5 separate regions of the Homo sapiens genome follow, and all the other regions are linked to region 3. A link is a loop called in an ENCODE intact Hi-C map of the cell type or tissue named here. Cell type or tissue: endothelial cell of umbilical vein. All regions are shown on one strand. Region 1 overlaps CYTH1 (cytohesin 1). Region 2 overlaps DNAH17 (dynein axonemal heavy chain 17). Region 3 has its middle 15 kb from the start of DNAH17. Region 4 has its middle 34 kb from the start of SCAT1. Region 5 overlaps CYTH1 (cytohesin 1).

Evidence for each region. Peaks named below come from ENCODE experiments on the same cell type or tissue, not always from the same donor. Only the 100,000 strongest peaks of a DNase experiment are listed, where the experiment ranks them.
Region 1: it touches region 3 in a loop (9-fold over the local background); 3 of 110 quality-filtered maps call a loop at or near these places.
Region 2: a loop joins it to region 3, with 2.8 times the contacts of the local background. A loop is called at or near these places in 21 of 110 quality-filtered maps.
Region 4: it touches region 3 in a loop (10-fold over the local background); 4 of 110 quality-filtered maps call a loop at or near these places.
Region 5: it touches region 3 in a loop (4-fold over the local background); 7 of 110 quality-filtered maps call a loop at or near these places.

What each region holds. Positions count from the first base shown.
Region 1 is chr17:78,677,960-78,682,959 of GRCh38, forward strand. It overlaps CYTH1 (cytohesin 1), which reads right to left. Exons shown (of 14, transcript NM_004762.6): 12 at 3,012-3,083; 13 at 2,231-2,385. Among named protein-coding and RNA genes, the nearest start is that of SCAT1, 48 kb to the left of the region's middle. In endothelial cell of umbilical vein, no CTCF peak of the experiment used is centred here; no DNase peak of the experiment used is centred here; H3K27ac peaks cover 1,426 bases.
Region 2 is chr17:78,494,183-78,499,182 of GRCh38, forward strand. It overlaps DNAH17 (dynein axonemal heavy chain 17), which reads right to left. Exons shown (of 81, transcript NM_173628.4): 37 at 4,826-4,930; 38 at 1,693-1,850; 39 at 777-915; 40 at 411-638. It overlaps DNAH17-AS1 (DNAH17 antisense RNA 1), which reads left to right. Exons shown (of 6, transcript NR_102401.1): 4 at 1-15; 5 at 2,674-2,854; 6 at 4,662-5,000. Among named protein-coding and RNA genes, the nearest start is that of DNAH17-AS1, 12 kb to the left of the region's middle. RefSeq lists enhancers at 1-67, 3,208-3,756, 3,757-4,305. In endothelial cell of umbilical vein, a CTCF peak has its summit at 3,091; a DNase peak (open chromatin) is centred at 3,099.
Region 3 is chr17:78,589,993-78,594,992 of GRCh38, forward strand. No RefSeq gene overlaps it. Among named protein-coding and RNA genes, the nearest start is that of DNAH17, 15 kb to the left of the region's middle. In endothelial cell of umbilical vein, no CTCF peak of the experiment used is centred here; a DNase peak (open chromatin) is centred at 2,449; H3K27ac peaks cover 1,725 bases.
Region 4 is chr17:78,664,034-78,669,033 of GRCh38, forward strand. No RefSeq gene overlaps it. Among named protein-coding and RNA genes, the nearest start is that of SCAT1, 34 kb to the left of the region's middle. RefSeq lists enhancers at 2,249-2,860, 2,861-3,471, 3,472-4,082, 4,083-4,692. In endothelial cell of umbilical vein, no CTCF peak of the experiment used is centred here; DNase peaks (open chromatin) are centred at 1,268 and 2,098; H3K27ac peaks cover 1,974 bases.
Region 5 is chr17:78,706,697-78,711,696 of GRCh38, forward strand. It overlaps CYTH1 (cytohesin 1), which reads right to left. Exons shown (of 14, transcript NM_004762.6): 2 at 2,954-3,036; 3 at 1,501-1,565. Among named protein-coding and RNA genes, the nearest start is that of CYTH1, 73 kb to the right of the region's middle. In endothelial cell of umbilical vein, a CTCF peak has its summit at 2,004; DNase peaks (open chromatin) are centred at 535 and 1,935; H3K27ac peaks cover 855 bases.

The DNA of each region.
Region 1 (5,000 bases), 88 kb after region 3:
GCTGTGCCTCAGTGTCCCTCATCTGTGAAATGGGGATAATCCTAATGGTCCCACCTCGCACTGGGTGCAAGAAGGTTTGAGGACAGTGTGCCTGCAGAGTGCCAAAGGGGGTGTCTGCAGATCCCGAGGCTGAGGCCAGCCCGCTCCGGGACAGAGCAGAGGAGTCCAGCAAGCCCACAGGAGAACTTGGCACTCACGCTCATGAAAGGATTGAATGATTCTAAATGTGACTTTGAAAAATGCTTAGTTTTTCTGACTATAGAAGTAAAAACCATATGAAAGACACATGTACAAAACCAGCCAAAACTGTTTTGAAAGACCAGTGAGGGAGGACAGGGAACTCGCCAGCCAGCACAGTCAAAGGACACCACGATGCCACAGGGGGAGGGGCGGGCGGCGCTCACGCTGGGAGGCGCGGTGGAGCAACAGGTGCATGAAGCGTGGTGGGGGAGCTGGGTACACTCTAAGGAGAGCATATGAAGTCAGTGGGGGCGATGCCAATGAATCCATAAATGGTGTCCGGACCATCAGCTATTCATTCATGAGAACAAACTTAAACCCTTACTTCAAATCTTATATAAAAAATACATTTCATAATGATTCAATAAATTTTTTTTTCAGTATGTTAAAAAAAAGGATACCGGTCCCCCACAACACTGCTGTTTTCTTCCCCAGAACACAGGGCTGGTGCCATTACTGGTAGGGGACTCTGAAAACACCGTGGCACCGCGTCTGCTCAATGGAGGGTGGGCTGGCCCCCGCTCAGGGCCACACTTCCCATGATGGCTGTCATGCCAGGGAAGCTGCCAAACCCCATGCCCACTACACAATCTCATTTAATCCTCAAAAGAGCCCCATGAGGCAGAAATGACCTCTATCACACAGAAGAGGTAGGTTACCCACCTACCAGGCACTGCGCTCAGAGAGACAGAGCGAGGAGTCTCAGCGCAGCGTGACCTGGCGCCAAATCCATCCTCTCTCCAGCTGGTTCCTGTCTGTTTTCATTGCATGAATTTTCAGATTACTTTTGAGAGGATAAATCATCTATTCCTTTCCCTCCATCATCACATCATCTCCATCTTCAGTCAGTTTTAAGGTATTTAGCTTGGGCCAAAACCTACACTGGTCTGAGTAGAAATACCAAAAGATAAAACAAAGGCTAGAGGATATTGCACACCCTCGGGAACGGGGCTGTAGCCTGGGTGGGAGAAAGCCCGTCACACAGTACACAGAGGACTTACAGGGACCTTCGCAGTCACCTGTGGGCACATTCTCCCTGTCTTCCAGGTGAAGTCACACAGGCAGCTGAGGAGTCTTTCTCAGGAAAACAGCTAGGTGAACTCTCATGGATGAAGCACCAGGAGGGAGAGGGCAAGGCTGTGCTCTTAGGAGAAAGGATCACTGAGAGAAGGCAAAGTCAGAATGCTCACTGCTGACCCTCGCACAGGGACTGGAGGGAGGAGAAAGCATCACTGAGAGAAGGCAAAGTCAGAATGCTCACTGCTGACCCTCGCACAGGGACTGGAGGGAGAGCCAGGCAGACCAAGTCCCAGGGAAGAACATTAAGCAAGAGAAGCCAACTGACTTTAGAAAGCCATGTTTCCAGATACTTGTCACATGAGGAAATTTCCAGCCCCGTGATAGACCTTACATGGCGTGGCCCAGTGGAGCCAACAGAGCCGAGAGGTAGGAGTCAGAGGCCTGGACTTGGGAGCTCCACTTCTTAGCTGTGGAACCCTGAGGAAGCTTCTCCCTCCTCCCGGACCTTGGATCACGGTATGTGACTTCCAGCAAATTTCTTAACCTCTATGGGCCTCAGTTTCCTCATCTGTAGCTAGGAAAATGGTGTCTCACAGGATTCACAAATTACAGAACATGACTACTATCTCCTCTGAGCTGTCACTATGAGAATGAGAGCGGCTTCGTCAGACACAGAAAGACCAGTTGAGCAGATGGCATCTGTGTGGGTAGCTCACTCGCCTCTTCCTATTTTGGGTCTATGAGGACACGTGGGGAACCCAGATGGGACGTGCTCTCTTACATATGCTATAATAGCCAAGAATCCAAAGGCCTCCTGGGAAGCCGTCAGCTGGGAACCAGGACGAAGCTTCCCTAAGAACTTGGAGCACAGAAGAGATGCGGGCGGCATGTTTAACCACTAAGATGATCAACACCTGGTGAGGTGAGGGCTGCACCAGGCGCGCACTGCCCTTTCTCAGCAGTCACTTACTTAATGCACTTAATCCACTCCTCCTTCTCCTCGGGCGTCGGAGCTGAGATCCGGTAAACAGTGTGGTTCCCCTCCACCACCCGCCCGTCAGCCTCGGTCTTGCAGGCCTTGATAACTTGGTCTTTATTGTCGGGGATATAAAGCTCAAAGCAGTTCTGAGAATCAAAACAGAGAGGGAGAGAGTGGAGCAAAGGAAGCTGTTAACTGAGAAACATGCTGATTTCTTTCCCCAAAACCCCTTTCTTCTGACCTTCACAAAATACAAGGAATACATATTTTCCTGTGGAAAAGTGAAGCCTAGAAGCGGAATTCTAGAGACTGTAAATTGTATAGAAGTCAGTCTCGTTTGCAAACACACCGGCCTGATATAAGCTGGCCCCACTTGCAATGTACGTAAAATGCGGAGAGAACTGCAGGTGACTCACGACTTTAACTTCAAGCCAGTAACATCCTGACAGCCCAAAACAAAGGAAAACTAAACGGGAGGTGTCCCAAGGGTATAAACTACATAGCCCACTCCTGCGTGCTTGCCGCTGCCATTGCAGGAGGGGCAACTTCTACACCCCATGTGACATTCACTAAGTGAAACGATAAAGCAGACAGACGGCACAGGAAGAAGTGATTTCGAGTCTCATCTTTGGCTTGAACAATATAATAAAAAATTAGACTAAATAAAAGCCTGATCACGCTTTTCAGTTTTTTGGTTTTGAGTTTTTTAAAAAAAATCTTTGAAATGCCCATCCCCTTTCTCCCCTCAAAATATCTCAGCAAAAATACTCACTGGTTTTTTGGAGTCCTCCACTTCCCGGATACTCAGATTCTCTAAAGGGATGATTCCACGGGGCTCCTTATCCTACAGAACAGTTGAAGAGAGGAAGTTTAAGATCACAGTTTAAGGACACACACTGTCAGATTCCTCGCCGGTGACTCAGCCGAACTTTCCTGCTTTCTCCCAGGACATGAAGTTCATAAATCAGCCTGAGGGAACTCCTTACATTCTAAACAAGAATAACACCAAAAATGTCTGAGGATTGTCAATATAACTGCTAAGTCCTCCGCGAGTAGAAAGACCAGAAGATTCAACAGACACCGTGAGAGTGTGGCCGGCAGTGACCCGGGCACGGTCCTCAAGCAGGGAGTGTGCGGGCCCCTTTCCCTCTTCCCTTTGCCTGGCTCTCCCACTCACCTCTGAAGCCTCAGTTCTGGGGCAACAACTCCAGGAAGCCTTTCCTAGTTTCACCCTAGCGCCCCGATGCCTGGGACTGCAGCTGTGGGTCTGACCATTAACCACTCACTGCCTCTGTCCATCGCCCCACCGCCAGACAGTACAATCCTCAGAGACACTGCCATCCTGACAACTCCACCTGGATTTCCAAAGGCACCTTGACTCCTGTCCAGAACAGAGCTGCACCCGCCAACTAGTCCCATCTCATCTACAGAGGGCACGGCACCGCAGACACTTCCAGCACACGCCTGACGGCAGTTTCACAGTCCCCTGATATCCAGCCAACCCATGGCCAAGTCCTAGCACTGTTAAAGTCTTTATATTTGGCCAGGAGAATGGTGTGAACCCAGGAGACGGAGCCTGCAGTGGGCCCAGATAGCGCCACTGCACTCCAGCCTGGGTGACAGAGCAAGACTCTGTCTCAAAAAAAAAAAAAAAAAACCAACCAGTTCTATGAGTTCTCTAAAAGCGAAAAAGAGTCTTTCAGCCATTTCCCCATCCTGGCTAGCAACTATTTCCAACTTCTTCAAGCCAACCTGCTTGGTCTTTACCTCTGTATCTCACACATCTCCAAAATACCATATTAGAACTGCCTTTTGACTGCTTGATTTTAGATGTTATCTACAGAAGAGGACTGAGCTCCTCTTACCCGGGCATATTCATATTCCCCGTCCTCCTAAAATAACTATCTGGTCATCTGAGGTAGGGCTATACACAGTGTCTTCATTAACACCACGTTTCTCTTCCGACCTGTGCCATATAGTGAACTTCCTAATTTTTTCCTTCCTGAAAAGCTTCCTTCCCCACTGGAACCAAAATTATGGAGGGTGGAGAAGTGGGTTGTTCCTTTGATTTATATTTCTGTGACCTTACCACCAAAACCAATTGCAAATGGTTAACCTCTTATCAAAATCTCCTTGCTAATGCTAATTTGTATCAGGCATCCTATTAATTTTCATTTCTTGAAGTAATCCTTCCTGGAGCCTCTGAAACCTGTTCCAGTCTGGACTGGTTGCCTTGATACTCGGTAAACTGCTTCATCCTTAACCTCAGCACTCTCCATTCCAGAGCACTCTTCCCTCCTCTCTTGAAACAAGAGGTTTCAAGATCTCTGGTTTCCTACAGCCAAGGCCTTTGTCCTCCACCAGCATCCTGAGAAAGGGTGTGTGGGTGGTAACATTTCTGAAATCTCACTTGGCTAAGAATGTTTCTATTGGACCCTCACACCTGGCTGCTATCTGGCTGTGCCTAACAGTCTAGGCTGGACGTGACCCTCCTCCAAGACTGGGAAGCCCAGCATTCCTGCCTTCAGCATTCAATATCACCCTACACAAAGCTGTTCTGGTTGCTGGTGCTTTGCACACGACTGCCGTCCTCTGTGTCCTCAGTGTTCTGAGGCCCCCTAAGGAGGCAGCCTTGGCGTGCATTCATTTTCAGTCATCATGCAGGGTATTCAGTAAGCCTTCCAACCTGGAAACACATCCATCGTTTGGGGGAGGTTTAAAAAAATTATTTTGTCAAGGGTTACCCCCTCTTTGTTTTCTC
Region 2 (5,000 bases), 96 kb before region 3:
CATGGATGAGGCTGGGTGAGGAACTGAAGCAGCTTTTCTTTCTTCTCGCTGGGAGGCTGGGGGGCTTCCTGCCCCGTGGGGGAGATGATAAAGGCGCCCTTGCCCTCCGATGCACGTGCGTCTGCAAGTTCTGCTGTCAATGCCGAGAGTTGACATAGCTCCACCGCGACCTCATGCAGGGGGTCGGTTTGCCTGAAGCCCCCCCAGCCTCAGTTGAGAGAGTGACCTCCCCCAGCACTGACAGGGTGGGGCTGGCCAGGGCCACGGAGGCAGCTGTGGCTCAGAGGTCTCTTTGTAGCATCGGGAAACGTGCGTGTGTGACACGGGTCTCCACCCGTCCAACATCAGTGGGAAGGAAGCCCCAGCCAGGCAGGCTTCTCCGGACAGACCTGAGACCCAGGAGTCCCGACCTTTTCAAAATTCAGGTCCCGTTTCCGAGGCACGTCCAGAGCCGGGAAGAGGTCCCCGATCAGTCCCATGAATACGGGCAGGTCGTCTGTCACAATCTTGGGGATGTTGAAGTCTCTCAGCGCCCGCATGAGCACCTGGTCCTCTGCCCGGCTGGGGTCGCCCCTCTTCAGGGAGCCGGCCACCACCAGCACAGACTTGATGGCTCTCAGGCCCCAGTCGTAATGATCCTGCGGGCAGTGGGCACAGGTGGGCAGACGTGAGCTCACCTTCCTGTGGCCAGCAGGCAGGTCTGGAAGCCAACCCTGGCTGCTGCCCGCATCTCAAACTCCCACCCACACCCGCCGTGAGCTCCAGGACACACACACCTGCTTCGAGAGCAGCTCCTTGCACAAGGTGTACAGGGTGATGAACTTCCTGGCCAGAAGGCGGGCTTCCAGAAAGCCCTCGGCCATGAGCATGATCTCACATATCAGTTCGAAGTCGGGGACGACCATGGCACAGGGCCTGGGGAGGTCAGCGGTGCCTGTGGGCTTCTGCCCACTCCCTCCCCAACCTACACCCCTGCCTGTCCCTCTTCACCTAGGAGAGCACACCTCGACTGCCAGGTAGACCACAGCAGAGTGTTGAACCTTCGGTCCTGGAGCCGGGCTCCCAGCCCGCCTGCTCCCTACTTCCCTCCTCCTCCCACATCATCCACTGGGTGCACCTTCAGGGCCCCTCCTCTGAGAGCCACCCCAACCCCCCAACCCTGCTTTCCATCACTGTGTCCCAGGTGCGGTCCTCCCACCCAGGGGAAGACAGAGTGCTTTCTAAGGAGGCCCTCGCCTGCCTCATCCTGGGAGTGTTTTTTTTTTTTTTTTTGAGACAGAGTTTTGTTCTTGTTGCCCAGGCTGGAGTGCAATGGTGCCATCCCGGCTCACTGCAACCTCCGCCTCCCAGGTTCAAGCGATTCTCCTGCCTCAGCCTCCTGAGTAGCTGTGATTACAGGCATGCACCACCACACCGAGCTAATTTTTGTATTTTTAGTAGGGACGGGGTTTCACCATCTTGACCGGGCTGGTCTTGAACTCCTGACCTCAGGTGATCCACCCTCCTCAGCCGCCCAAAGTGCTGACATTACAGAAGTGAGTTACTGTGCCCGGCCATCTTGGGAGCTTTTGATGACTTCTTCCCTCCCCAGCTTGCCCTCTGCCCCTCCCCTCTGCCCACTCCTTGGCACTGGGACGTTGCTGTGGCCGGCCTGGCTCACTGCAGCCACTCACTTTCACCTGGGCCACGTACCTGAATAAGGCTTTTAGGTTCTCAGGCAGCTCCGCGCGTCCGGCGTACCCAGGGTTCATGGTGATGAAGATACCGACGGTGGGAATGAGGCCTATGATCTCTCCCAGGAAATTGAATGCTTTTTTCTTGGCCCGAATTGCATCCTGGACACATTTTACCTGCACGGTTGGTGACACAGACATGTTAGCATGGAAATGGCCAGCTTCCACACACCAGAGAGGCCTTCACATATGTTAAAGCATGAGGCTGCGAATTTGCGCCTGCAAATTCAAACCTCCTAGTTTATTTTTTAAATTAAGCCTTTTATTTTTGAGAAAGTTGTAGATTTGCATGCCATGTAGGAAATAATACAGAGGGCCAGGCACAGTGGCTCACACCTGTAATCCCAGCACTTTGGGAGGCTGAGGCTGGAGGATGATTTGAGCCCAGCCTAGGCAACATAGCAAGACCCTGTCTCAATAAAAAATACAAAAGACAGTGATTGGGGGGAAGAAAAAAAAATACAAAGGCAATTCTGTGTACTCTCTGCCCCATGTAGCCTGATGGGAACATCTTGCCTAATAACAGTACCAGTCACAGCGGGGGTGGTGGGCGGGGGGAGGGTGGGCGCGACACTGAGGCCAGCATTGCTGTCACCATGGGGTGACAGCCCTCTTATAGCCACACCCCTTCCCTCTTGCCCCCTTCCCTCCGTTTGACCCCTGGCAACCATGTCCTTTTTTTCTGTGATTTGGTCATTTCATGGATGTTATATAAGTGGAATTGTATCATACACGATCTTCCCAGATGGACTTTTTTTTTTTTTTTTTTTTTTTAAGACTGAGTGTCACTCTGTTGCCCAGGCTGGAGTGCAGTGGTGTGGTCTCGGCTCACTACAACCTCCACCTCCTGGGTTCGCCCCATTCTCCTGCCTCAGCCTCCCGAGTAGCTGGGACTACAGGCGCCCGCCACCACGCCCGGCTAATTTTTTGTATTTTTTAGTAGAGACAGGGTTTCACCATGCTAGCAAGGATGGTCTCGATCTCCTGACCTCGTGATCCGCCCGCCTCGGCCTCCCAAAGTACTGGGATTACAGGCGTGAGCCACCACGCCCGGCCCCCAGATGGACTTTTATCACTCAGCAGAATTCTCTGGAGATGCACCCAGGCTGTTGCAGGAACCAGTAAGTATTTCAACACCTTGTCCCTGCTGAGTTGGGTTCCACTCCCAGCCCTTTTCTGTCCTGTTACTACTCTGGCAATGACCTGTCAGAGGACTGGTTAGCGGCCACCTCCGTATCAGACAGTCTTGAAGGCCAACTGTCAGCTACGAGGTTAAACCTAGAGCATCAGGGGCCGTTGCCTGCTTGAGGTCTCCTCTGGAAACCTGCAGAAGACAGCTGTGTCTCTCCAAGTCACCACTTGAGGGGGCCCAATACTCGCGGTAAAGCTGCTCCCAGCACCTGCCTTTCCCTGTCTTCCCCAGGACAGCCAAGTCCTGGTGCCCTGGTGATCCCAGACACCCCCATGCCCAGTCTGCTGAGCGTGCAGCTTGTCCCCTGGCAGGACTGGGGCCTTTCGGAACAGCACCGCTTCCAGCTAGGCCAAGCCTCTCCTGTGGTCTCCATTGGAGCCCGTGAACATTCAGTGCCCAGAGTAGGGGCTATATAAATATTCTGGGGTTTGTTCATGGACGTCGGAGGTGCTCAGCAGCTCTGCTCCTGTGCTGGGGGCAAGGGAGAGGGTCCCCACGGTAACAGCCAGCACTGCCCATGGTTTGGGGTCCCCATTCTCTTGGTCATGGGGCCTCCAGCCCTGGGGCTGGGGAATGACTGAGGCAGAGGGAGCATAAGGAGAGGAGGAAGCAGCCACCCCAGGCACCTCTAATCCTGCTGGCAGACCTGTGTCACCAACACCGCCTTACAGGTTAGAAGGTGGAGGCAGAGGGAGTCCACATCACTGCCAAGCCGAGAGTCAGGGGTTAAGTTGGTGTATAAAGCAGGCTCTCAGCCGGGCACAACGGCTCACGCCTGTAATCCCAGCAGTTTGGGAGGCCGAGGTGGGTGGATCACCTGAGGTCAGGAGTTCAAGACCAACCTGACCAACACGGAGAAACCCCATCTCTACTAAAAATACAAAATTAGCCGGGCGTGGTGGTGCACGCCTGCAATCCCAGCTACTCGGGAGGCTGAGGCAGGAGAATTGCTTAAACCCGGGAGGCGGAGGTTCAGTGAACCGAGACTGTGCCATTGCACTCCAGCCTGGGCAACAAGAGTAAAACTCCGTCTCAAAAAAACAAAACATAAATAAATAAATAAATAAATAAATAAATAAATAAATAAAGCAGGCTCTCCACCCAGGTTGTGGGGCTTAAGCAGCCCAGGAGGCATTTGCACGTCCACACCCCACATGCTCCTGGTCTATCCTGTGGTGGGAGGACCTTGACACCGCCAACGCCCTGACTTGCATTTCCTTTTGGAAGAGCACAATTGTCCCAGGCCGCTAGGTCGGCCTCCACTTACCTTAGACAGCCCAGTGCTTCTCAACCCCCAGCATGCGTCAGGATCACCTGAGGCATTTGTTTAAAATGCAGAAATGCTCCTCCTAACAAGTGGGGCCCACGCTGGAGATTTTAACAAGCATCAGTGGGGGTGGGGCGCTGGCCCAGGCTGCTCCCCAATCCGAAGTCCCTGCACCCAGGTCGCCCCAGCCACTCCGCTGCACGCTCTGTGCCCCGGCATGGTTGTTCCCAAAACACACGGGCGCATTTCCTCCCTCCTCCTCTTCCTCCCTCTCCCCCTCCTTTCTTTCTTTCCTGCCATTCCCTTTCAGCACCTCCTATGCCCAGCTCCGCTGATACCAATAACAAAGCACTTTGTCTTTCTTTCCTAAGCAAAATTAATTATTCTCCCACCTGTATTTTGTTACACGTTTGCTACCATACATGTAACCTGTAATCTGATTCTGTTTTCAATGTGTTTGCCTAACCAGGCTTTGGGACCCTGGAGGGCAAGAGCTCAATGGCACCACACCACCCTTCGGTGCTTGGAACGTTGCAGAGAGGCAAGGAGGGTCTATCTGGCGTGTGAGGTCACAGGAAAGCTGACGAGCCAGTCACCCGACGTGACCCCGAGGCCGCAGGCAGGGGACTTTACCTGCACGGCAATCACAGACAAGACTTCCACTGAGATGCGATTAAACTCGTCAAAGCAGCCCCAGGCTCCCGTCTGGGCCAGGCCCTTGTAGATATTTCCACAGGACTGGAAAGGGCGAGATGGAGAAAGGAAGAGCTGGGAGGGTGACAGGGAGGGCGGGCGCTGCAGGGGCCTC
Region 3 (5,000 bases):
TCACATGGGCTGCCTGTGATGTCAGCATCGCCAAGCCCTGTCCCTCCTGCCATCTCCCCATCCGCACATTCTGTGTCCACCGCAAGCACCTTCAGGTGGCATCGGTCCATCTGACGCGTGCTGAGAAGGCAGTCCGGCCCGCAGGCATGGGGCCGCCCCTCCCTGCCCTTCCTCTCTGCTCGGTCATGCTGTGATTATGCTGAGAACTGACAGCACCTGCAACCTGCATTTTTATTAATTAGATAACACAAGTCTTCTATAATTTTCATTTTTATTCCCCACCCCCCCCCACCGCCACTCCACTTAGAGCGGAGGTTCTCAGAGTGGGGCCCCTGGGCCAACAGCCTCTGCATCAGCTGGATTCTCGTTGGGATCACAGAGCCCGGGGCCACCCCAGATTGTGGGGCAGCAATCTGTATTTCACAAGCCCCCAATGGACTCTGATGCAGGCTAAGGTTTGAGAGTCACTGATTTAGAGTAAAATTTTGGTTTCTGTTTTAAGCAAATTCACTGAAAGTAGCCAGTTATCCTTGTTAAAAAGGCTTTCAGTGTTTCCCTATTTTAGGGGTCTTGCTGTCTGCCCAGGCTGGAGTGCAGTGGCACAATCATACCTCGCTGCAATCTTGACATCTGGGGCTCAAACCAACCTCCCACCTCAGCTCCTGAGTAGCTGGGACTACAGGGGCACACAACCATGCCTGGCTTTTTTTATTTTTTAATTTTTTGAAAGAAAGGGTATTTCTATATTGCCCAGGCTGGCCTTGACTCAAGCAATCCTCCCATCTCAGCTTCCCGAGTAGCTGAGACTACAGGCCCTTGCCACCACGCCTGGCTAATTTTATTTTTTGTAGAGACAAAAAAGTAAGACTCACGTTGTTGCCCAGGCTGGTCTCAAGCTCCTGGTCTCAGACAATCCTCCTGTCTCGGCCTCCCGAAGTTCTCGGCGCGCAGGTATGAACCCCCACGCCCAGCCTTCCCTGCTTTATGGTCATTCACACCTGAGGCCTGAGTTGCCTTCAACAAGCCCCACGGGTTACCTGAGTGGCAGGTGTAACTTAAGGCTGAGGTTCTCTGCTTAGCCACGGGCAGAATCACCTGGGACGCTTTGAGAATTAAGGGCACTGGAGGGTCGGGGCCAAGCGTGGAGGCTTTCAAAGCACCTGTTTGGGTCCAAGTACACACAGGGCGGGGAATCTTTGCTCCATGGGTCCACGCTCCTCAGAAGTGACCCTTGCTGCTCTGGGTCTATTTCAGCAGAACCATCACCAACCAAACAAATGAGAAATCAGGGCGGATTGGACTCAGAGACAAATGCTTTCCGGTGAGCAGCCAGGCGCACAGCAGAACGATAGAGGAGCGCTCAGAACTCGGGAGTACCTGTCACCTCTGCCATGGTGGCTGGGCTCGCTCACGGTGACTGTTTCCCTAGCAGGAGAGACCCTGGCTGTGACCCTGCAGCCTGTGCCTCCTGCTGCTGCAGGGAGAGAGGGAGTGCCCGGCGCCTACCTGGGCTTTTCCGGGCCGTCCGTCCGCTCATCATGCCCCTTGCCCCAGCTCACTTCACATCTTCGCTGGGTGGGGATTCAAGGACAGGCTGGGCTCTAGGAGGTCAATGGTCCCTCCCCGGGCTTCCAGCATGTTGTAGCTCAACTTCTACCAGACATCTGGAAATACCAAATTTCTTTCCTTAAAGGGACAAAGACCCCTTTTCTTTGGAATATATATATATATATATATATATATATATTTTATTTATTTATTTTTTTTGAGACAGAGTTTCACTCTTGTGCAGGCTGGAGTGCAATGGTACAATCTCGGCTCACTGCAATCTCCGCCTGCCGGGTTCAGGTGATTCTCCTGCCTCAGCCTCCAGAGTAACTGGAATTACAGGTGTGCACCACCACACCCAGCTAATTTTGTATTTTTTGTAGAGACGGGGGGGGGGTTTCACCATGTTGGCCAGGCTGGTCTCGAACTCCTGACCTCAGGTAATCCACCTGCCTTGGCCTCCCAAAGTGCTGGGATTACAGGCGTGAGCCACTGTGCCCGGCCCTGGAATATATTTTTTTAAACCCTAAACTGTATTATAGAATAATCTCTTCCTCAGTGACTTGGTTTATAATATATTGGGAAAAAAAAAACTCTATGATGAAAATCAAGTGCTGTAAGTTAAATATCTGAGTCCAAATGATGTCAAAAAGCGGCAAGGCACTGGGCTTCCCCCATTCAGAGAGCACCCTCCCCTTCCTGCCCCGCGCTTCTGTTGACCTTTGGTCCTGTTTGCAGGAAGCTCTCAAGTTTAACTCTGAACTTGAAGGGAAGGAAGGGAGTGAACCACATGGCCCTGGGGTCGGGGCCTCTGGCCGAAGGGCGCTCAGCTTGGTCTGTAAAATGAAATGTGTTTTGAATGTCATGAGTCAGGAAAAAAGAATTTGAGCGCAGTCTGGAAATGAAATTTCCTGCCTGTGGTTTGACTCACGTCTGTCTGTCTCGAAATCTACCCCAAGGACATTTATTCCACTGTGACAGGGCTCATCTCTGAGGAGCACCAGACTCCTGCGGTGGGGAGGGAAGATTATCCGCGCTGCAGAGACTAGCTGGCCTCCGGAAGCCGCCTCCTGACCCCGCGTCAAGCACCGCGGTGGATGGCGCAACCCAGCTTTGGGAATTAATTACCCAAGGCGCGTTTCCGTGCAGTCTGGCCTCCCTCCCTGAAGGCTTCTTAAGCAATAGGGAACTAGGAGGAGTTGAGACCAGCCTGGCAAACGTGGTGAAACCCCATCTCTATTAAAAATACAGATGGGGGCAGGGCGCGGTGGCTCACGCCTGTAATCCCAGCACTTTGGGAGGCCGAGGCAGGTGGATCACTTGAGGTCAGGAGCTTGAGACCAGCCTGGCCAACATGGTGAAACCCCGTCTCTACTAAGAATACAAAAATTAGCCGGGCGTGCATGCGCCTGTAATCCCAGCTACTGGGGAGGCTGAGGCAGGAGAATCGCTTGAACCCAGGAGGCGGAGATTGCAGTGAGCTGAGATCACACCACTGCACTCCAGCCTGGGTGACAGAGGGAGACTCTCTCTCAAAAAAAAAAAAAAAAAAAAAAAATTATAGATGGGAACGAGGAATCGCAACAGTCCTTACTGCCTTTCTTGTCTTGCCTGGCTAGTGCTAAAGTATGTTGAGGAAGGAAAAAAATTATTTTTTACGATTTCAAAGTTAGTTTTATTTAGAAGTTTTATTGAGGACTAGAGACCGACCACAGCCTGGGAGAAGTCTTTTAGAGGGGGTTTGTCGGACTGTTTTGAAATAGTGTTTTAATTTACAGTTTATATACAGGTAGTGGGGGTTTAGTAGGTGTAAAATTATATTAAAGCTTGGGTATAAGAGTATATCTGGTTGTAGATTATAGAATAATTATTAAAAATGAAAAATAAAATCCTGAGCCTCACCACCAACTGAATGAACCCCCTCTTGGCCAAGTTGACCACATAGTCACCTGAAAAATTGAATTCCCAGCCCGATCTCCCAGGGAGGTGAGGCATACCTGCTTATATCCCCTCTCTCTCTTTCTCTTTGTTTTTTTTGTTTCTGTTTTTTTTTTTTTTTTTTTTTTTGAGACGGAGTCTCGCTCTGTTGCCCAGGCTGGAGTACAGTGGCGCGATCTTGGCTCACTGCACCCTCCACCTCACAGGTTCAAGCGATTCTCCTGCCTCAGCCTCCTGAGTAGCTGGGATTACAGGCGCCCTCCACCACACCTGGCTACTTTTTTGTATTTTTAGTAGAGACGGGGTTTCACCATGTTAGTCAGGATGGTCTCTATCCCCTCTCTTTTGGAGTTTAGGCACAGATGACCAGCACTAAGGTTAGAAAAGAGATCAGAAGTCTGGCAGAAGAGACTCCTGTGGCAATGAGATACCATGTTCCAACTTGGCCCTGGTGTAGTATCACATGACAGATGGCAGACCCTGAAGGAAATCAAAATATTTTACCCCACAATATATTTTTTTCTTTTTTTTGGAGACAGGGTCTCGCTCTGTTGCCCAAGCTGGAGTGCAGTGGCACATCTCAGCTCACTGCAACCTCCGCCTCCTGGGTTCAGATGATTCTCCTGCCTCAGCCTCTCGAGTAGTTGGGATGACAGGCGCCCACCACCACACCCAGCTAATTTTTGTATTTTTAGTAGAGACGGGGTTTCACCATGTTGGCCAGGCTTGTCTCGAACTCCTGACCTCAGATGATCCGCCCGCCTAGGCCTCCCAAGGTGCTGGGATTACTGGCGTGACATATGTTGAAACGGCCCTACAAAGCTGTCTTTTGTGAGGGAAATTTGCATTCTGTAGAAAAGCACCATTAATGCAGCCAGGTCTTTCCCAGATCTAGGAAATACTAAGAGTCTGACACGTTTAAGGTCTGAAAAGAGACATTGACCACCTATTTCCTCTGAAGGCTGTTACCTGGAGATTTCATCTATACAACAAGAACCTTGGTCTCCACAACCCCCCTTATCTTAACTCAAGCATTTCTTTCTACTGACCTCAAGACTTTAGCCAAAGCTTAACTCTTTCAACCAATTGCCAATTGGAAAATCTTTGAATCTTCCTGTGACCTGTAAGCCCTCCAACTCCCACTTCAAGGTATCCCACCACTTTAGGCTGAACCAATGTATACGCTCCATGTACTGATTTATGTCTTTGCCTGTAACTTTGGTCTCCCTAAAATGCACTGTAAACCAAAAATACAATTCTAAGCTCCCCCATCATCTGAATGGACCTCTCCTCTTGGCCAAGGGCTTTCCAAAGTCAACCTGAAAAACAGTTCAACACTTTAAACATTTTAGCAAAACTATTACTTCGTTATGTTCCAAATTATTCCATTCAATTCAGAAGATATTTTCTGAGAGTGCCTATTACACGGAAAAGGTAATCACAGAATCTGTTACACAAACTGGGATACCTTTTTTTTAAGAGACAGAGTCTCGCTATGTTGCCTAGGCTGGTCT
Region 4 (5,000 bases), 74 kb after region 3:
ATTTCAGGAAGGTGCCCCCTCAAGTCTCCATGGTATCCCTTGGGCCCTGAACAGGGGGCTAATTTGTCTGCACCTTGAGTGAGGCCAATGGGCTCGGGCTGTGATGTGTGATGTCTGCTGTCACCGACGGTGCCCAGCACAATGTGAGAACTTAGTGGTCTCCACCCCTTTTCCTGTGACCGAAAGGGTGCACCAGATGCTATGGAGCAGACACACACAAGTTACCCTTGAACAAGGCAGCGTGCAGAGTTCAGAAACCAGTAGCACAAGCATGGGGCGGGGGCGCTGCTCTAAGACATCATCAGCATGAATGGGCGAATACCTGACAGGTGTGAGTGGATTCGGTTCGGTGTGAGTTAATAGCATTGCGTCACACAAGCACCTGAACAAAGCTGATGACATCGGGGGGCTCTCGGGTGAAGGAAGCTGGGGTCCCGGTTTTAGGGGAATTCCTCCTCCAGGAGCCCTCCTGGCGTCTCTCTTTGCCACCCAGCCCCAGCTTAGGATGGAGGGCCCTAGGCTGGGTTCCTAAGGCCCCGGGTGATTCCCTGAGGCGGCCATCATCCACATACATGCACGCTTGTCTGCCTGTGGACGGTGTAAAGCCCCTCGAACCCTCCCACGGGCCGTCCTTATCTCTGTACCCACGGGGCTGGTGTGCACTAGAGCAGTGTTCCACCAATAAATGAGAAGGCGCTTTGAAGAATGAGCAGGCGCTCACCTGGCTGGGAGAGGGGTGGGCGAGACCCATGGCTGGGAATGAGCAGGGCTAAGGCAGCAGCATTCCAGGTCCCCTCAGTCCCATGGCTGGAGCAGGGCTGTCGGGGGAGGCTGCAGGAGATGGAATGGGGAGGCCAAAAGGGACTCCAGCCTGGGAGGTGCAGTCTCCCCCTCTAAGGAGTTTGGGGCTACCCCATTGTCAGGAAGGTGTTTTGAGGGGTTTCCAGGAGGTGGCTGGTGGGACACAATCACATTATCTGAGCCCTGAAAAGACCAGGCAACACCATGGGAAACTGGCTGGAGGGAAACCAGTGTGGAGCCTACTGTGGTCCCGGGGCGGGAGACCAGATCCTCTCTGGGTGTTCGTGGCTGTCCGTGGTGTCCAAGGCACCAGGGACAAGGCTACGCAAGGGGCACCTCTAGCTCATGGCGGATAGTTCCGACGCTGCAGCCGTCAGACGTGTTAAATCACACAGGGCATGAACCGGGAAACATGAAATCCACCCTCAGCTTCAATTGCTCCAATAATTATTTGTTAGCTCAGAAGTTCAAGACATTTGGAACAGGTCCAACAATGATGTCAACTTAGTTCCCATCTCTGAATCTGTGGTGGAGAAACCTGGACACTGGAAACAGGGTGGGTTTGGGGATCCGGCTGACCTGGGGCCCAATTCTGACTTCCCTGTTTCTGCGAGCCCCTGGATACGTACGTTTCTAAATGTCTCTGAACCTCGGTTTTCCTGTCTTTATCATTCGTGCATTCATTCATGACATTGTCATTTATTCAACAAATACGTACTGAGCACCTACTATCTATCAGGCACCGTTCCAAGTACAGGGAATATAGGTGTGAAAAAAAGCTCCTGCCCTCACTGATTTTACATCCTGGGACAGGGAGACAGAGGAATAAGTCATGAGGTGCCACTGGGCAGGGAAGGGGCTGGGGAGAGCTGCGGGCGGCTGTGATCGTGGTAGCAATGAGCCCTAGCAGCACTGCTTTCATCTCGGGGCTGCTATGAGGACTGAGTTAGAGAATGGGTGTTAGAAGAGGGCTGGCACCTGCCGGGGCCCAGCATCTCATCCTGCACCAGCCTGGTGGGAAGGCTTGATTCCCTTCAAGTATCAACAGCCATGGAAGCTAAATCTCGACCAGACCTCGCAAGGAGATTTAAAAGGAGAAAAGAAAAAAGGCATCATTCTGAATAATTATTCCTCAAAGCCGTCCCTGTGGCGTGCTGATAACCTATCGGGTCACATGTGGCAGTTTACTTTAAAGGCAAAGGGGTTTCCAAATGAACCTGCCCGGGCGGGGAAGCTCTTGTGGTTCCTGGCGGCATCCTGTCCCTCAGTAGAGAATCTTATCACGACTTCCTCAGGCTGTTGACATTCTGATTAGTGTGCAGTCCACAGACATCAAAAAGGACAAGGATGGATTCTGAAACCAGGAAGTTTTACTGACTGTCTTGCTCACAGACATTTTAGCCTGTATGTTGTCATCTGCAGTCAGTGACTGTAACCTCTGTATTGTACCGTCCAGTGAAAAGGACAGCTCCAATGTGAGGAGTCCCCCTCTACACTCTCCTCTAAAAGGCTTCCAGCTTGGAGCAGGCCCCAGGACACGCCCACCTTTGTTGGCATGTCTGCCGGGGTTCATCCTCACTTCCGGTTTCCAGTAAACCAGATCACAGTATTTCTGCCTCAGCTACTCTCTGCCTATGGGGTAACCCTGCTCTGCCAGAGCAGTCAAAAAAGAAAAAACATTGGGAAAAAAAAAAGGAAGAATATTATTTCTGCCTCAACAGTCTTGATTTCGGTCAGCAGGAGGCTGCGGTGGGATAGCTGGGAGCACATTTGGGGTGGTGTCAAGTGTCACCATGGAGGGGAGGTTGAGCTTGATCCTCTAGATGTGACACTGGCCGCTGGTCTGGGAGTGAGGGTGGAGAGACAGGCTGGTGCCTTGATTAGCGCCAGCAGCTCGCTGCTGCACTCAGGCCGGAGCTGCCAGAGACAGCCCTCAAGGACTCATTGTTGGTTGAGCAACGCAGAGAGTATGTGTGGCCCCAGGGCAGCCGGGCCCCAGGGCCAGGTTACTTAGGGGTGTATGTCTGCTGCCTGAACCCTGAAGGCCAGGTGGTTAGCCCAGGCCATGTTGCCCAGCTGTATTCATTCCTTTTCACTCTGCTGGTAAAAACATACCTGAGGCTGGGCATTTACAAAAGAAAGAGGTTTAATTGGACTCACAGTTCCACGTGGCTGGAGAGGCCTCACCTTCATGGCAGAAGGCAAGGAGGAGCAAGTCACACCTTACGTGGATGGCGGCAGGCAAAGAGAGAGCTTGCGCAGGGAAACTCCCATTTTTTAAAACCATCAGATCTGGTGAGACCCATTCATTATCATGAGAATAGCACGGGGAAGACCCGTCCCCACACTTCAGTCATTTCCCACCGGGTCCCTTCCACAACACGTGGGAATTATGGGAGCTACAAGATGCGTTTGGGTGTGGACACAGAGCACAGCCAAGAGCAGGTGTCCCTGAGAACCCAAACATCCTGGGGAGGCCCCGAGCACTGGGGCTCCCTGCCCCACCCAGGGCAGGACGTGAGCAGGACCTTTTGACATGGAGGCAGAGAAACACTTCCCAAGAACCTCAGAGGGTGGGCTTGGGAGGGGTGGCCAAAGCTCCTCCCCCCAGGCCACCGCTTCATGCGTGGAGTTTGTATCCTGCAGCTTTGCCAAATCCACTTATTACCTCCCCGTTTTTTTGTGTGTGTGTAGAATCTTTAGGGTTTTACATATATATATGTGTGTGTGGGGGGTGTGTGTGTGGGGGTGTGTGTGTGTATATATGTGTGTGTGTGTGTGTGTGTGTGTGTGTGTGTGTATATGTAAAATCATGGCATGGCAAACAGAGATCATTTTACTTTTTCCTTTCCAACTTGGAGACCTTCTTTTTCTTGCCTAATTGCCCTGGCTAGAACATCCAGGACCATGTTGAGGAGAAGTGGCAAAAGCAGGCATCCTTGTCTTGATCCTGATCTTAGAGGAAAAGCTTCCAATCTCTCTCCGTTGAGTATGAGGTTGGCTGTGGTGTTTTCATAGATGGCCTTGTACTGTGACAGGTCCTCCACCAGGTTACTTAAGGGCATATGTCTGCTGCCTGAACCCTGAAGGCCACATGGTGAGTCCACGCCACGGTGCCCAGCCAAGGAGTAGGTGTCCCTGAGAACCCACACAGCCCAGAGAGGATCTGAGAACCCGCCAAGGAAAAGTCCCATGGCACACACACACAGTAGGCAAAGAGCCAGAAAATCAGCGTAAAAGCAGCCTAGAGATGGGGGCGGCGTGGATCTCTCGAGCTGTCCTGCTGCTGTCCGGCAGTGCCCTGTGTGCGGGTCCCCATCAACTCTGCTACTCACCAGGCTGGACTTGCCCCAGTCCTTCTTTGGGGCCTGGGAAGGAGGGGACGATACTGTCTCAAGTGTGTCCCGCAGTAGGCCTTGCTTGTGTTGAAAGGGTTCCTTCTGCGCCTGCCCCGTTGGGTGTATTTCCTGGTGGAGTTTCATTTCGTCCAATGCTTTTCCTGCATCGATGGAGATGATCACCCCGTTTTCTCCTTCATTCTGTTAACGGTGTAGATCACACTGGTAGATGTTTGTGGGTTTGTGGCAGGCCAGGCTCACTAACGCAGGCCTCCATAACAACTGTTTCAGCACTGACCACGTGGTGAAGTTAAATATTAAAAGCCGGCCGGGCACGGTGGCTCACGCCTGTAATCCTAGCACTTAGAAGGCCGAGGCGGGCGGTTCACGAGGTCAAGAGATCGAGACCACCCTGGCCAACATGCTGAAACCCCGTCTGTACTAAAAATACAAAAATTAGCTGGGCATGGTGCCACGTACCTGTATTCCCAGCTACTTGGGAGGCTGAGGCAGGAGAATCACTTGAACCCGGGAGGTGGAGGTTGCAGTGAGCCAAGATCATGCCACTGCGCTCCAGCCTGGCGACAGAGTGAGACTCCATCTCAAAAAAAATTAAAACAAAAATAAAAGCTGAGAGAGCTGGCCCCCTTATACAAAGGCTGGGATGTAACAAAAGCCTGCCAAGAGTTTTGCCCAGGCCTTTCCTGGGCCTTAAAGCATGAAAAATAACAAAGGAATTCTTAACATGACCCGTTTAGGACTAAACAAGTTTTACTGAGGCCATGAACCACAAGCCCTTCCCCAGGTGGACCATTGGGAAGCCACATGTGACCAGTAGGTGGTCACTCATCTTTCTGCAGA
Region 5 (5,000 bases), 120 kb after region 3:
TTTATTCTCACTAGCACTTGCCAACATGAGGTACCATCAGTCTTTTTAATTCTAGCCATCATAGGGGATGTGAAGTACCGTTTCATGGTGGTTTTAAATTACATCCCCTACAACTAATGATGTTAAGCATTTTTCATGTGTCTACTACACATATGGCTTCTTTTGTAAAGTGTCCAAGTTTTTTGCCCATTTTCTTATTTGGGCTGCCTTTCTATCATATATTCTAGATACAAGTCCTTTTTCAGATATATTTGTTACAAATATTTACTTCTAATCTGTTGCCTGTTCATTTCTTTTAATAGTTTTTAATAGTTTTATCTTTTACAAAAGCGGAAGTTTTAAATTTTTATGAAGTCCAACGTATCCGTTTCATTTAAGCTACGAGTGTTTAAAATGGAAAGAGGGGAAACTAATCCAAAATACCAAATGGACAATACAGAGACTGGCCGTGGTGAGCTGGCTGCCTTCTGTGGAGGACTCAGCCTCACTATACCCTGAAGGCACTGCCCACAGGAGTCTAAAACAACAAATCAAACAGTCCTACGAAGCCAGACAGGAAGACTTAGGCTTAGAAAAATACAGACATGTAGTGAATTGGAAACAGCTCATTTATTGCATTAAGCAGTCAGAAAACGGTCTGGGAACCCCATTCAAAACTAAACTCTCAAAGTCACTAACATTTCATGAAAATAAAAGGAAAAAAAAAAGCAGAGTCCTTGTCCTTTTATACTATCATCGCATTTCTACATTTTCTTCCCTTAAGCATTAGGAAGGTGCAAATAAGCTCACGATTATCCTCAGACATGACTGGACACTCCAGCCCTTTGAAATCGTATCAGCAGCATTCATTAAGCTTTTCCTTTACACAAAGGAAAAACAGAAACTTTAAAATGCACACCGACAGTGGACAACAGAGGGGAGTAATTCACATAAAAATTTAGGAGCAGTTTAAGGCTTTCTGGGACCTTTGAAGTTCTCCAGTTCAATTTTTTTTTTTTTTTTTGAGACGGAGTCTCGCTCTGTCACCAGGCTGGAGTGCAGTGGCGCGATCTCAGCTCACTGCAACCTCCACCTCCCGGGTTCAAGCAATTCTCCTGCCTCAGCCTCCCGAGTAGCTGGGACTACAGGTGTGCACCACCACACCCGTCTAATTTTTGTATTTTGAGTAGAGACAGGGTTTCACCATGTTGGCCAGGATGGTCTCGATCTCTTGACCTCGTGATCCACCTGCCTCGGCCTCCCAAAGTGCTGGGATTACAGCCGTGAGCCACCGCGCCCGGCCTCCAGTTCAATTTTTTAAACACTGGAAGAAGCTCCTATGTTCAGGAGGCCTTGCGGTGAAGGATGGAAGGCAGACATTATGGGTGTGTATGTGCTTGCTAGAATTAGAAAGACACAAAGCTGACTTTTTCCTTCAATGTGCCACGTAAGCATAATTAAGGCCTGGGTGCTTTAAGGAATTACAACCACAGAAGCCACCTGGCAGCAGGGCAGACTCACCTTTCCTCTGTGGATCCCAGGTTTTCAATTTCATTAGCTACTTCTGCTATCTCATCCTTCAGCCTCTATAAAACAGACAGTCCAGAGTCAGCAGGAAAGGCAGATGCAGATCAAATTAAAACTTCTAAAATCTCACATAACTCCCTCCAACCAAAAACAAAATAAAGCAAAATGAAACAAAATATGACAAAAATGCAAAAAGTAAATTAGGAAAATTCATGTTTCAGAAATATTTATTGAGTGCCTACCAAACAGTAAGCATTCCAGAAAACACCAAGGTAGAAAAGAATACAGCCTCTGACCTCAAGGAGTTTACGGTCTAGGAAAGTTTATAAGCATATATGCTGTGTGAAAAACAAAACCTGGCTGCCTCATCACAATCTTTCAGAACAAGTCTGCAGCTTACTAAACACAAGCATGCCAGAAAATTCAGAGGACAAAGTCTCCTACCCAAAGCCCAGGCTGCAGAGCCTGCAGTAGCTGTGCCAGGGCAACAATGCCACCAAGCGGCTGGCAAAGGGAATGTCTGATCAAATCGGCTGTGCATCCGCACCCACCCTCCTCATTCCAGCACACTGTTGGTCAGAATGGATGGGCTCTCACGGGGAAGTGGGGCTTAAGTGGAGAGCTGCTTAGCTTTCTCACGATCTACCAGTGAAGCAGAAATCAAAGGATCAGGGAGAACTATCAAAATATACTTAAATCAACTCCAGAGAAAGTCAAGTCTTTCCTCATTTTGCTACTTTGGGCAACAGGATTCCCTCCTTAACCCCACTCCTAATGTCTTGTGAAGAATTCTGAAAGAATAACATTTGCTGTCTTAGGGCGAAAATAATCCAACTATTGGCTTCTAGACTTATTTCCTACAAGCTTGATAGTTACAAAAAGGAACTTGGAAAAATTGTAATTGTAAAATTGCTATCACTAAGTACATCTATAGGGACCAGAAATTATGCTGTCTTTCATGCTAAGTCCTTCCAACTGTGTAGCAGGTGTTTTCATGATCTGACAGATGAAGAAACTGAAGTTCAAGGAACCGGAACTCTCTTGTCTCAAATCATTCAGCCAGTAAGCGGCAGAGCCAGAGCCAGGGCGTGGGCCGAGCTTCGCCTGAAGCCCACATTCTCATTGCCTCTCCTCATCCACTCTGCTCCGCAAGGGCAAACACAGCAGAGAGGACTACTCAGGAGACAGGAGTCTTGCAGGCTATCTCCAGCTCCGACAACCGACCAACTGGGTGAACCTGGACAAGCCACTCAACCTCTCTGACACTGCATCTCCTCAGCTGTAGAGGAAAGGTGACTGATTATCAACACCTACGCTTTGTGCAGAGCTGTAGTGAGGGCAGGTCAAAAGTGTCTTGAGGAGACACTCTGCAAAGGACACCCTTTCATACAAATGGAACTGTCACTGTGGTTCTTACGTTGGTGAAACCACCATGCCACTCTCCTACCTGAATGTCAGCCAGCAGCTCCTGTTTTCTCCGTCGGATGTTCTCCAGTTCTTGACGCTCCTCTGCTGTCAGGTCACTGGGAACTACAAAAATGGAGGGCAATGTTACAAGAAAGCTTTTATCTCGCCAAAAATCAAGGAAGATCCAGAGGCCACAAAAGGAGAAAGATATCAAGAAAGAAACTAGAAGTCAGTTTCAGAAATGACTGAGTGATAGAAATAGTTATGGCTCCAATTCTTATCAGATTTCTAAGAAAGGAAGGCCCTTAAATCACACAGAAAAGCTCTGAGAAACTCTTGGAAGGAAAAACGAGAGAGAAGAGATTACTGAAGGTTAAATTAGGTTGGCTATGAATGAAAAAGGATGAATATTAGCTGAGCGCCTGGCCATTTTCATCCCTTCCAGCTGGGAGACTTCAGGCTGACATTTAATTAATCTCTCTAGGCCTCAGCTCCCTCATGGTCAAAAACAGAGTCTCCGAGATGGAAAGATGTCCATGACCCCCTGAGGTGGGGAGGGGAGGCAAGAGGCAAAGCAACGTGTACGAACAATTTTGTGCCATCTCTGGGAGGGGTTTGGAGAAAGAGACTATGTATGCACTGAGAAATAAAAAAAGTCTAGAATATACACCTAAAATCAGTGCTTAACTCTGGGAACTGGGACTATGGGACTTTCTCTTTCTGCTTCATACCTTTCTTCATTGTTTCGATGTTTTACAATGTGCTCTTATCATCAGAAGAAAGTTACTTAATTCCCAGATCACAGCTCTCACCACAAAATACTTCTGCCATCCTCCAATGGCTCAATCTCCCCCACCTATACCAACAGGAGATTTGGACAGACACCCTCTAAAATGACCCTTCAAGCATGCTATGGGAAGCCATGTGGGCAAATGAGAAGAACAAGCATTAGAATCAAACAAACCAGGTTCAAATCCTAGCTCCAATCTACCAAATATCAAATTAGGTCACTTCAGACAAGTTATGTAACCCACTTGGGTCACATTTCATCATCAATGAAGTGGTCCCACCATCACCCACTTGATAAGGCTGCTGTGAAGATGATGTAGAGTAATTAAAGTGCCTCAAACCCTGCCTGGTGCTGAGCAGAAGCTCAGAAGTGTTGGCTCTTGTTCCCTCCATGGCACAGCAAAGGGCACCCACACTCTCAAGGGTAGGGGTGGTTTGAGGGTCCTTCTATCCTTCAGTGGGTGCCTATGTGAGCCTGAGCTGCACTGTACAATATGGCGGCCAGGAGCCCCACGTGACATTAACCACTTGAAATGTCACCACCCAGTTTGAGATGTGCTGTAGGTAAAAAATATACACCGAGGCCGGGCACAGTGGCTCATGCCTGTAATCCCAGCACTTTGAGAGGCCGGGGCGGGCAGATCACGAGGTCAGGAGACCGAGACCATCCTGGCTAACATGGTGAAACCCCGTCACTACTAAAAATACAAAAAATTAGCTGGGCGTGGTGGCAGGTGCCTGTAGTCCCAGCTACTCGGGAGGCTGAGGCAGGAGAATGGCGTAAACCCGGGAGGTGGAGGTTGCAGTGAGCCGAGATCCCGCCATTGCCCTCCAGCCTGGGAGACAGTACAAGACTCCATCTCAAATAAATAAATAAATAAATAAATAAATAAATAAATAAATAATATATATATATACACACACACACACACACACACACCAGACTTTCTATAAAAACAAAGGAAAATGACTTTTTAATAATATTTTATATTGATTGCACATTGATATAACTTAATGAAATGTATTATTTTAATTGATCTCAAAGGAACTAGTATGAAATAAAAGTGCATCTATGGCTCATATTATATTTCTAGACAGCATAGAGTTGGAATTAACATCTCTGCTTGAGAGCACAGTTAGGATACACATACTTTCCTTCTGCCCATGGCATTAAAACTTAATCTACTACATTCACAGAGCAGTTACTTTCCCCAAATATTTCATAAAAATCACAAGAGGGTAGAAACAATAGACTACAGTGAAGTGTACAGTGGGTTAATTAGCTACATTAGAAAAGC